3 separate regions of the Homo sapiens genome follow, and regions 1 and 3 are each linked to region 2. The links are chromatin contacts, found by Hi-C or POLR2A ChIA-PET in ENCODE. All regions are on one chromosome and are shown on one strand. Each heading gives the region's core, a stretch centred on a gene start or an enhancer-like site at or near the end of the contact. The rest is flanking DNA. Distances are from core to core; before and after follow the strand shown. Region 1 holds the start of BMP4 (bone morphogenetic protein 4). Region 2 has its middle 150 kb from the start of DDHD1-DT. Region 3 holds the start of STYX (serine/threonine/tyrosine interacting protein).

Region 1 (2,862 bases), core at 251-2,750, 650 kb after region 2:
GCGGGAGAGCGCGGTTCTAAAACCGAGAGGATAGGAAGGGGAAGGGGGAGTTGTGTTTCAATTTCGGATTCACCAGGATTCATCTCTAGTCACATTTTTCTTCTCAAATTTTTAAATCGAAAAGATAAAAGCCAAAAGAACTTTCATCCCCAGAGCTTTTTATTGGGGGAAAGGAATGTAACTCGGGGTGGTTGTCCTTCACTTCCCTACTCGAATCTTCTCCTAATGCCGAAATGTGTTTACAGGTAGCCTCAGTTTACCAAGTATGTATCTTTTGGGGGTTTAACCTCTCACAAAGCCTTCAACTCACAAACCGCGATCCTTGGAAACCATCCTCCAAAGCAGTGCTTGGAGGCCTCTAAGGCCCCCGGACCAACTCCCGCTGGAAGAAGCCTGCAGGGACTCGGGAATCACGGGAACCTTTCCCGTCGGTTCCGGGCCTGGAGGGCCAGGAAGAGCCGCGCGTCCGCCTTTCGTCCCGCCAGGAACTCCCCATAGGACACGACACCGCAGGAACAAGCGTCCTGGGAGCCCCTGGGATCTTGGCTGTCGTCTCTAGGGACCCTACACCGTGAAATGATAGAGGCGAGGTTCCTTGGGTTCCGCAAGTCGACGAAAATAGCTCGTGGAGAAGGCGCGTCCTGCAACTGCAGTTCGCAAGCTCTCAGGGCGCCCCGCCAGCTGGGGGCCAGATTGGGTGACACTCCCCTCGACGCAGCCTCCGGAGCGGCGCGCACTCTCCAGAGGCCAGCAGGACTGCGCTCTCTACCGCAGAACCTGCTCCAGCTAGGTGTTCTCTCCCCATCTCGCCGTCGCTCTGCCCCCTCACTCTCTCTGGACCTCAGAGCCGGTTCTCTCCTTCCTCCTCCCGCGCTTTCCGTCCGGGGATCGCAACCTCCAGCCCGTGGGCAACGCGTTCAGCCCAAGACCCCACAGTTTTTCCCAACGACCCCCCTACCAAGGGCTTCTCTTGTTTCTGCTCTCCTGCCCCGCACTTCCCAAAGGTGAGAATCTCCCAGGGACTGCTGGACAGAGAAGGCCTGGGCAGGGGCAGTAGCCGATATTTAAAGGTCTTTCAGCGCCAGCATCCCCACCTCCAGCACCACTATTGGAAAATAATTAGGCCACCTTTTGCCTCGGTCACAGCCTGTGACCAGCTTCTTCCCCCCAAGGAGGCTCCTAGACCCCCTCTGCCTGTCTCCCCTCACCAGGTAGCCTTGCTCACCATAGGTCCCTGCAGTAGCGGGCTCGCCAGCAGCAGCTCCTGGGGACCTCTGAACGGTTGCAGTGAACCTGGGCGAGGGCCGGGGACTGTGGCGCTGCAGGCTCGAGATAGCTTGGACGGGAATCCCATCGGGGAGACAAGCTAGATACTCAGCCGGAGCAGCAGCGGCGTCTCAGGCTCGCGTCCCTCAGCTCGGATGCCACACTCACCTAGCTTCCGGGCCGGGCTCCGCGCTCCTTCCCTCCCTCCCTCCTCCTCTGCCTTCTCGCATCTTCCTTCCTCCTCTTTCCCTCCCTCGCTTTCTTTCTTTCCTTCCTCCTCCTCTTCCCCGGCGGCCCCTCCCTCCTTCCCTCCTCCCTCGCTCGCCTCCCTTTCTGGGGATGGGAGCCCCGCCCACATCCTCCCCTCCAGCCGCCCGACCTCGCCTAGCAGGCCCGGGTCCCGGAAGCCCAGGCAGCGCCCGAGTCCGCAGCTGCCGTCGGAGCTGGGACGCCGCTGCCTCCAGCTCTGGGAAGCGGCTGGGGCTCACCTGGGGACCACGTGCGGAGGTACTAGAAAGCATGCACCGACTAGTCGCCGTACCTTCCAAAAATACCCATGGGAGTCTGGGCTTCCCTGAGTTTAGTGTAACTGCTGCCCAAACTGATGATTAAAACACTGAGTAATCACCATTTACCCTGAGTAATTAGAGATAATGAAACACCTCTAAAATCAGGTTATGGAGAAAGGAGCTGTTGGATCGGTTTAAAAGGTGGCCTTCCATAAACTGTTAAAAGATTTCCAAACGTTGAGAAACAGGCTGTGTGCAGAACTGTGTGCCAGAGAGAGATACCTCTTGGGCTGTTAAAAGGTGAATTTCCTTCCAAAACATTCTTAAAGTGCGTTTTGTAGAACACCTTGGTGATGACCCTGAGGTAGACCCCAGTAAATGAGCTCACTTCCCTCCTCCCCCCAAGGCCTAAAGACAGAGGTGGCCTGCAGACAGGCTGGGGCCACGTTTTTTACAGTTAGAAAAATCTGTTTCTAGCTCAGAAGCCGTCTTAAGAACCGACACAGCAGTTATTTTTGTTGGTGTTATGGTTGTTGTTGATTTTTTTGTTCATTTTTGGTGTACCTAAGAGTCCTGACACTCTGTCTTTCCAAGGAGATAACCACAGAAGCAGTAACCTTTTAGGCCACAGGGAGACAAGAAAAGATGCCCCTTGGTCTGTTTTTAAAGGAAGAGGGGAGATGAGGAATTGGCCCTTTCATATAAAAACATTTTAGTAATCATATTAGCAGGGAGGTGGAATGTGGTGGCTTTTAAACCTTCCCAAACAGGAACTAATTTCACACACTGCCTCTGATGGAGCTGTGAGGGAGCTATCAGCCTCATCTCTCTGTTTTACAAACAAGGAAAGGCAGGACTACCAGGTTAAAGGGACTTGCCCAGATCTCTGAAGTAAATCACAGCCTCTGCTCCAGAGCTAATGCTTCAGGGAGGGGTTGAGGCTCATAGCCTGAGCTCCAGGTAGCCAGAGGAGTGCTGGAAGACTGAGCATTTCCTGTCCTGGATTTCTTTCCCTGGGACAGACATGACACTTTACTGTCTCTGCAAAGCATTTAGGTCTTTACTTAAACAGATATTGGCCCTGGGT
Region 2 (3,132 bases), core at 190-2,689:
CAGGAGGCTCCTCTGTTCCTCCTTACACCACAGCTGTCCTTCCAGGCTCAGATATTTTGGAATCTCAGTGTAAACACAGCTGGGACTCAGGCTGCCACGTAACACATGCTTCTCTTAGGCTACCTTCCCAAGTGTTTACATTCCATGCTGGAAGAACTTGGCTCCTTCAACAAACTCAGAGAAAGAATCAGTACAGTTCCTAATTTTTCACACTTTCTACCTAGTCTAGGATTGAGCATCTGGATCCAATTGGAGGCCACTTGTCCTAATTTAGCACTTCCTATTAATTTGTAAGGAATTACTATTGAAATACATAATTTAGCAACTTCAGATTTTACAAGCTATGGCAAGTGCCATACCAAATAGGATTTGACTGGATTTATTGCTGTTGAAAAGGAAATCTTTGATTTTTCTCCTCCTAGCTACTATTGATTCATTTCATACCAGAGTGTATAAAATTGGACCTATAGAAAACATTTTCTTCCCTCCCTTGATCTGGTTGGAAAAAATGTTTTCATTTCATGAAATAAACAGTGAAAGAATTTTCATGAATATGTATGTAGTTTTAATGAGTTTTGTTTCTCATGATGAAATGTATTAATATTTTATATGTTGCCCTCCCGGGAAATGGAGGAATCTGAGATCCTAGACTAGCTGCAGTTTGTCCAACAGGAATCAATATTCATAATGCTCAGGACAGTGGAACCTAATTCCCAGAACCTCTGGTTGTGGAGGCTGACCTGGGCAGAGGAGGCAGGCTGAGGAGGCATTGTTGCAGTAGGGAATATCCTGCACATACCCAGCTTCTTCACCTGGGTGGCGAGGACACAGGTTGCTGAAGACTCAGGAATGTGTATGCAAGTCTTTAAGGAGTAGGAAATGGGAGGGAGATGAGGGGTGGGCATGGTGGGAGGCTCCTGAGAGATATAAAAACAGGGTTCCAGTAGTTGGACTGTCGTCCTTCCACAGGCCTTTTCATTGATGTGCAAGAGTCATCTTTTGGTACCACTTCCTGGGGACGTTTCCTCCCTCGAGATTGATAACTGAGAATAACCCTAGCCATACTGGAATATAATTCCTGATATCCTGAAAGTGTATTTTCACATTCAGATATACAACTATACCCAGGTGTACCTATTCCCGTTAATTTTGGGCATGGCGCGGTAGCTGAGGCCCATGGATTGAAACAAAGACCGCTTCTGCCATCTGCTGGGCACTCTGAGGAACTCAAAGGATTTTTCCACAGGAAGAGGGGGAGTTTGATGAATTTCGTTTCAAATTTACTTTAGCACTTGAGAATTTAGCCAAGTATTAAACAGATTAATTTTTGCCTTTGTGAAGGCTTGCATGACTTTGATCATTCAGTCGTTTTAATGAACTCAACGTGGTTGTTTCCGATTTGGCCTTGAAAGCCTTGGCATGTCGCCGTGCTCTGAGTGGGAGCCTCGCTGCCTCCAGCTTGGGTTTCTCAGTTTTGGCAGGGCTTTCCTTCCCACTGATGGAAGATTTACAGAGGAAAAAAAAATCATTATGTCTGAAATTCTGCCAGGATACATCAGCGTATTTCCAGGCTGCCATCTACCGTGTAACTCTCTGAAGATTTAATATGAAAATTAAAAAAAAAATTGCAGTGCACCTGCTCCTAAGGAAAACTACCTTGTCGTAGGATCGCATGCTTTTATTAAATTAGAGAATTTTAAATTGTATTTATGAGGATGTACAACTTGGGTTTCTTCCCTTAGGCTTCCTGGTCTCTGTGTTAAGTACAACTTGCCTCCAAGGTCACCCTCCCACCCTCCATAATTAGCCCAGAAATTTAACAGGGGCTTCTGGCAGCAGTTTTACCCAGCAAGCTTAGCGTAGCACTATTTGTGGTCAGATCCTGAGTGATTCAGCAGCTCTACTATCCTTAGAGTCTTGTCTCATCCCACACAAAGCCCTTTTCAGACCCAGTTTGACATTCTGATATTGTACCATGGCCCCGCAGGGTCAGGGAGTATAATGTGGTGATTCAATAGCTGTCTTGGAGCAGAAAAAGGGCATTCAGTGGTGGGTTAAAGGGCAGGCTGGTGACAAGGAGGGAGCAAGACAACATTCTACAGATTCTGCAGCTTTGCTTGGCTAGGAGCGAAACATCTCACCTCGAAAAATGGCTTCAGAGGCACAAAAATTATTTTCTTTGTTACTTAGCTTTTTAGTATCAGGACCTCAGACCTGAGTTGGTAGGGTATGACTAGATAGGAGAAGTTCCTCTCTGTGGGGTCCCTTCCTTGGCATACTGTTTTGTGGTAAATGGACTGAAACAGAATTCATTGAAGTCAACTGAAGTCACTGAGAATGTCTGCTTAAGTTGTTGAACATTACAGTTTTGGTGATATGCTTGGAAGCTAAAATCCATGACGGGCTTCTCCAAATTTTATCCTCTTATTTTCTTTGACTGGTTTCTGTACCTGGTCCAGTTTTAAAAGCTATTTGTGACCATGCTGGATGTCAGAATAAGAGAGCACTCAAGAGAAGTGAGATTATTGGGTTTGGTCCATGGGATATTTCATACCTAGAGTAGCCTTCCATTTCAGAGCTATTTTAAAGCTGGTTCCTCACTTTGTTGAGAGCAGTTGAGAGCAAACTGATGGATGGGGATGTGAGAAATAAGTTCTCCTGGACATGATTTGCAGTCTATACATATTTACCTTTTAGAGAAAAAGGAAATGACAGCCACAATTTGTCCTTCGCTGATTAACATGCCATTTCTCACTGTTTTGATAAGCAACAACAACAATAAATCCCACCTCTTGCCATATTTCTCAGACCTGGGAAACTTGTGTTAAGTCAAACTTTGTTCCAAGTTGACTGTCCCACTCTGAGGGCAACTTGAAGGGGTGACAATGCCTAGATGATCTGAGTTTTACTAATACTAAGCAAATTGTGGTTATTTGCTTCGGGCAGACTGAAAGGAAATTTATCCTTGCAACATTTATGAAGATCTTGTTTGCTAAGCAACTTAGTATTATCAAGGAAGGTGGGATTGTATTGTAGAGAACTGCTTTGCTAGATAGCAGGACATTTAGGATCTGGTTTCATTCTGGCACTCACCAACTGTGTGATCCTGGCTTTTATCTTTTTAGCCTAAGT
Region 3 (2,942 bases), core at 80-2,579, 580 kb before region 2:
CTATTTCTATGTGTTGGCAGTGCATTTTATGTGACAAAAAGTAGAATGTAGGGGGAGGTTTAAGTCAAATATCTATGTGATCTTTTCACTTATAATTTGCATTTAGTTAAGGAGTGACTATCTTGCCTTTTACCTTTGTGCTGGCGGTGGTTTTTTAAAGAATCAATTTGGTGTACAAATCCTTTCTTTCTTTTTTTATTTTTGATTTTTTTTGAGATGGAGTTTCGCTCTTGTTGCCCAGGCTGTAGTGCCATTGCACTATCTCAGCTCATTGCAACCTCCGCCTCCCGGATTTAAGCGGTTCTCCTGCCTCAGCCTTCTAAGTAGCTGCGATTACTGGCATGCGCCACCACACCCAGCTAATTTTTGTATTTTTAGTAGAGACGGGGTTTCTCCATGTTGGTCAGGCTGGTCTCAAACTCCCGACCTCAGGTGATCCACACGCCTCAGCCGCCCAAAGTGCTGGGATTACAGGCGTGAGCCTCCGCGCCCGGCCCAAATCTTTTCACCATGGGTTTACAGGCATAACGCCACCACACCCAGGGAATTTTAAAATTGTTTTTTAGAGAGGGGGGTCTTACTATTTTGCTCAGGCTGGCAAACTCCTTTTAAAAGATATTGAAAGCCATCTGGTTTATTATTTTTATTTCAAAATATAATAATGGAAGAAATTTTACAGTATTATATACAATTTACTGAGTCAGCTATCAGTTCCTTTTTCTGATTTTTTTCTAGTTGCCATTCTTGATATTTTCTAGGTAATCTAAACTGAGTTGTATTTTCAAGTACTCTTAAAATACTTTAAAAAATTTTAAATTGAGCCGTTTAATTCTTTGCTTAAAGGTGATGGGTATTTTATTTTCTGTATGGCACCACGTGATTTTAAATTGAACTCTTCATTTATTAGTCATTTGGTTATAAACTCAGCATAGATTGCGCAGAATTTTGAGAGGGGAGAAACTATAGCTTTCCTTTCGGATGCCACTGGTGGGTAGCCTGTTTTGCCTGTTTGTTCTTATGTTAAAGAAGGGCTCTACGTCCTGTCTGGAAAGGGCGGAGCTGGCTCGGACCGCCCCACTGCCTTTCCCAGGACCTTCACTCGTCCTGTCCCACCGCAGCCCCGCCTCCTCCACGCCGGGTGAGCTGTGGCCTAGCAGCATCCGAGGCTCCGCCCCCCCCACCCCCAAGCGTCTGCGCTCTAGCGAAGGGGCGGAGCAGGGCGGTGGCGCGCTGACACCTGGCGGCGGCGGAGGGCGGGCAGAAGGCGAGCGTGGGCTGGGATTGGCTGAGGCGACGCGGGTGGAGGGGGCGGGAAGGAGGCGGGGAGACGGTTGTCGGGCTGGTTCCTGTGCTGGATCCTGGGCGGCCTGAGGGGTACGGAGACTCTGGGGGAGGGAGACGGCAGCGGCATGGCGGCCGGGTGTAAGACGCCCGACCCTCCTCTTCCCTGTCTTCGCCGCCGCCGCTGCTGGAGTCACTGGGACCCTGTAGTCTGCGTGTGTTAGTTGTAATCCCGCCGCCCTCCTGTCAGCCCTCCGCTCCGCCGGCCCTCCTTCCTTCCGCCGCCGCAGCCAGCCCGAGGGTCGGCCGGCTGTGTAACACTCTCCCACCCCACCCACCAGCCCGCGGGCCAGCACCATGGAGGACGTGAAGCTGGAGTTCCCTTCCCTTCCACAGTGCAAGGAAGACGCCGAGGTGAGTCGCTCCCGTGGCTGCCACGCACAGGCCTCTCCCTGTGGCTCCGGCCGAGGGGCGACCCCAGTCCCCAACCGTCTTAGCCGCCACCTGTACGGGCGCCCTGCCTCCTAAGGGCGTCCCGGGACCTCTGAAGCCGAGCGGTCGGCTCCAATCCCCACTGAGTTGCTCGTCCTCTCCAGACCCCGCGGAGGGGCAGCGTCTGGTGTACTTACATTTGAGAAGAGGAAAAGCAATCCCTTAGTCCCTAGGCTTGGCATCCAGGACTGACCTGGAGTAAGGTTCCTCTTTTATTGTCAAAGTAACAAGAGAGCGAAGTTGGTTTAGTCTCCTTTTGAGGAATATCTGTGGTGTAAACGATTCACTTGTGGGACACATGGCCCCACATGTGAAATAGACTCGGCGCCTGAAGTTTGGAAGCGCGCCTTCGAAAAGTTTCCCAAAGTTTTTTGTTTGTTTTTAGACAAAGCTATGACCCGCACAACAAAGTGTCTCAAAGCTAGCTCATCTTAATCTGAGAACTCTTAATCAGAAATCTTGACCTTTGGAGGAAAATTAATATTGAAAGTAAAATACTATATACCTTTTCTCCTGGTTTCTAATTTGTGGCTATTTTTACTCCACCTTAGATCCCTGCCTGCTGTTTCTACTCGGATTTTTTTTCATCTGTTGCTAGTTTAACATTTTACGGCATTGCAGACTACTAAATTAGAATTTTCTGGAGGCTAAATTAACAAGACGAAGATACTCAGCTATACTTTAGTAGGATTAAGAAAGAAAATCTAACATCGCTAGTTAAAAATACCTTTAAAGTAGTTGGGAAAAATAAAGCCCTATTTTTAGGAGACCATTCAATTTATTCCGAATATTTATTCTATTGAATATCTTCATTGGAGGTTCACTTTTTTTTTTTTTTTTTTTTTGAGACGGAGTCTTGCTCTGTCGCCAGGCTGGAGTGCAATGTGGCGCGATCTCGGCTCACTGCAACCTCCGCCTTCCGGGTTCAAGCGATTCTCCTGCCTCAGCCTCCTGAGTAGCTGGAACTACAGGCGCGCACCACCACGCCCAGCTAATTTTTGTGTTTTTAGGGGAGACGGGTTTCACCATTTTGGCCAGGGTGGTCTCGATCTCCTGACCTTGTGATCCGCCCGACTCGGCCTCCCAAAGTGCTGAAATTGCAGGTATGAGCCACCGCGCCCGGCCTAGGTTCACATTTTTGTTTGGAGGGCTCTCTTGTGGTATTGATG

Evidence for each region. Hi-C counts contacts between places; a loop is a spot of excess contacts on that map. ChIA-PET counts read pairs that join two places held with the same protein, here RNA polymerase II (POLR2A). Pooled maps may share reads with other maps.
Region 1: a loop to region 2 is called in a map of IMR-90, with 4 times the contacts of the local background. The contact joins the promoter of BMP4 here to the enhancer-like site in region 2. A Hi-C loop is called at or near these places in 2 of 168 maps with a recorded cell type or tissue (IMR-90 and prostate gland) and 3 of 50 pooled maps. POLR2A ChIA-PET finds 5 or more read pairs at or near these places in 1 of 52 experiments (IMR-90).
Region 3: a map of IMR-90 shows a loop between it and region 2 (6-fold over the local background). The contact joins the promoter of STYX here to the enhancer-like site in region 2. A Hi-C loop is called at or near these places in 3 of 168 maps with a recorded cell type or tissue (IMR-90, chondrocyte and endothelial cell of umbilical vein) and 6 of 50 pooled maps. POLR2A ChIA-PET finds 5 or more read pairs at or near these places in 1 of 52 experiments (H1).

The regions. Positions count from the first base shown.
Region 1 is chr14:53,955,325-53,958,186 of GRCh38, forward strand. BMP4 (bone morphogenetic protein 4) reads right to left here and starts at 1,501. Exons shown (of 4, transcript NM_001202.6): 1 at 1,226-1,501. It overlaps LOC124903317, which reads left to right. Exons shown (of 2, transcript XM_047432035.1): 1 at 1-1,004. The coding sequence starts at 577. RefSeq lists promoters at 1-399, 1,327-2,862, 1,327-2,669 and silencers at 625-734, 1,384-1,463.
Region 2 is chr14:53,305,177-53,308,308 of GRCh38, forward strand. No RefSeq gene overlaps it. Among named protein-coding and RNA genes, the nearest start is that of DDHD1-DT, 150 kb to the left of the region's middle. RefSeq lists an enhancer at 1,075-1,369. Within about 2 kb of position 1,440, at least 14 of the 41 ENCODE cell types and tissues checked have a DNase peak (open chromatin) inside an H3K27ac peak, as active enhancers do; they include IMR-90, where a contact is called at or near this core.
Region 3 is chr14:52,728,837-52,731,778 of GRCh38, forward strand. STYX (serine/threonine/tyrosine interacting protein) reads left to right here and starts at 1,330. Exons shown (of 11, transcript NM_145251.4): 1 at 1,330-1,695. The coding sequence starts at 1,639. RefSeq lists silencers at 1,015-1,474, 1,545-1,624.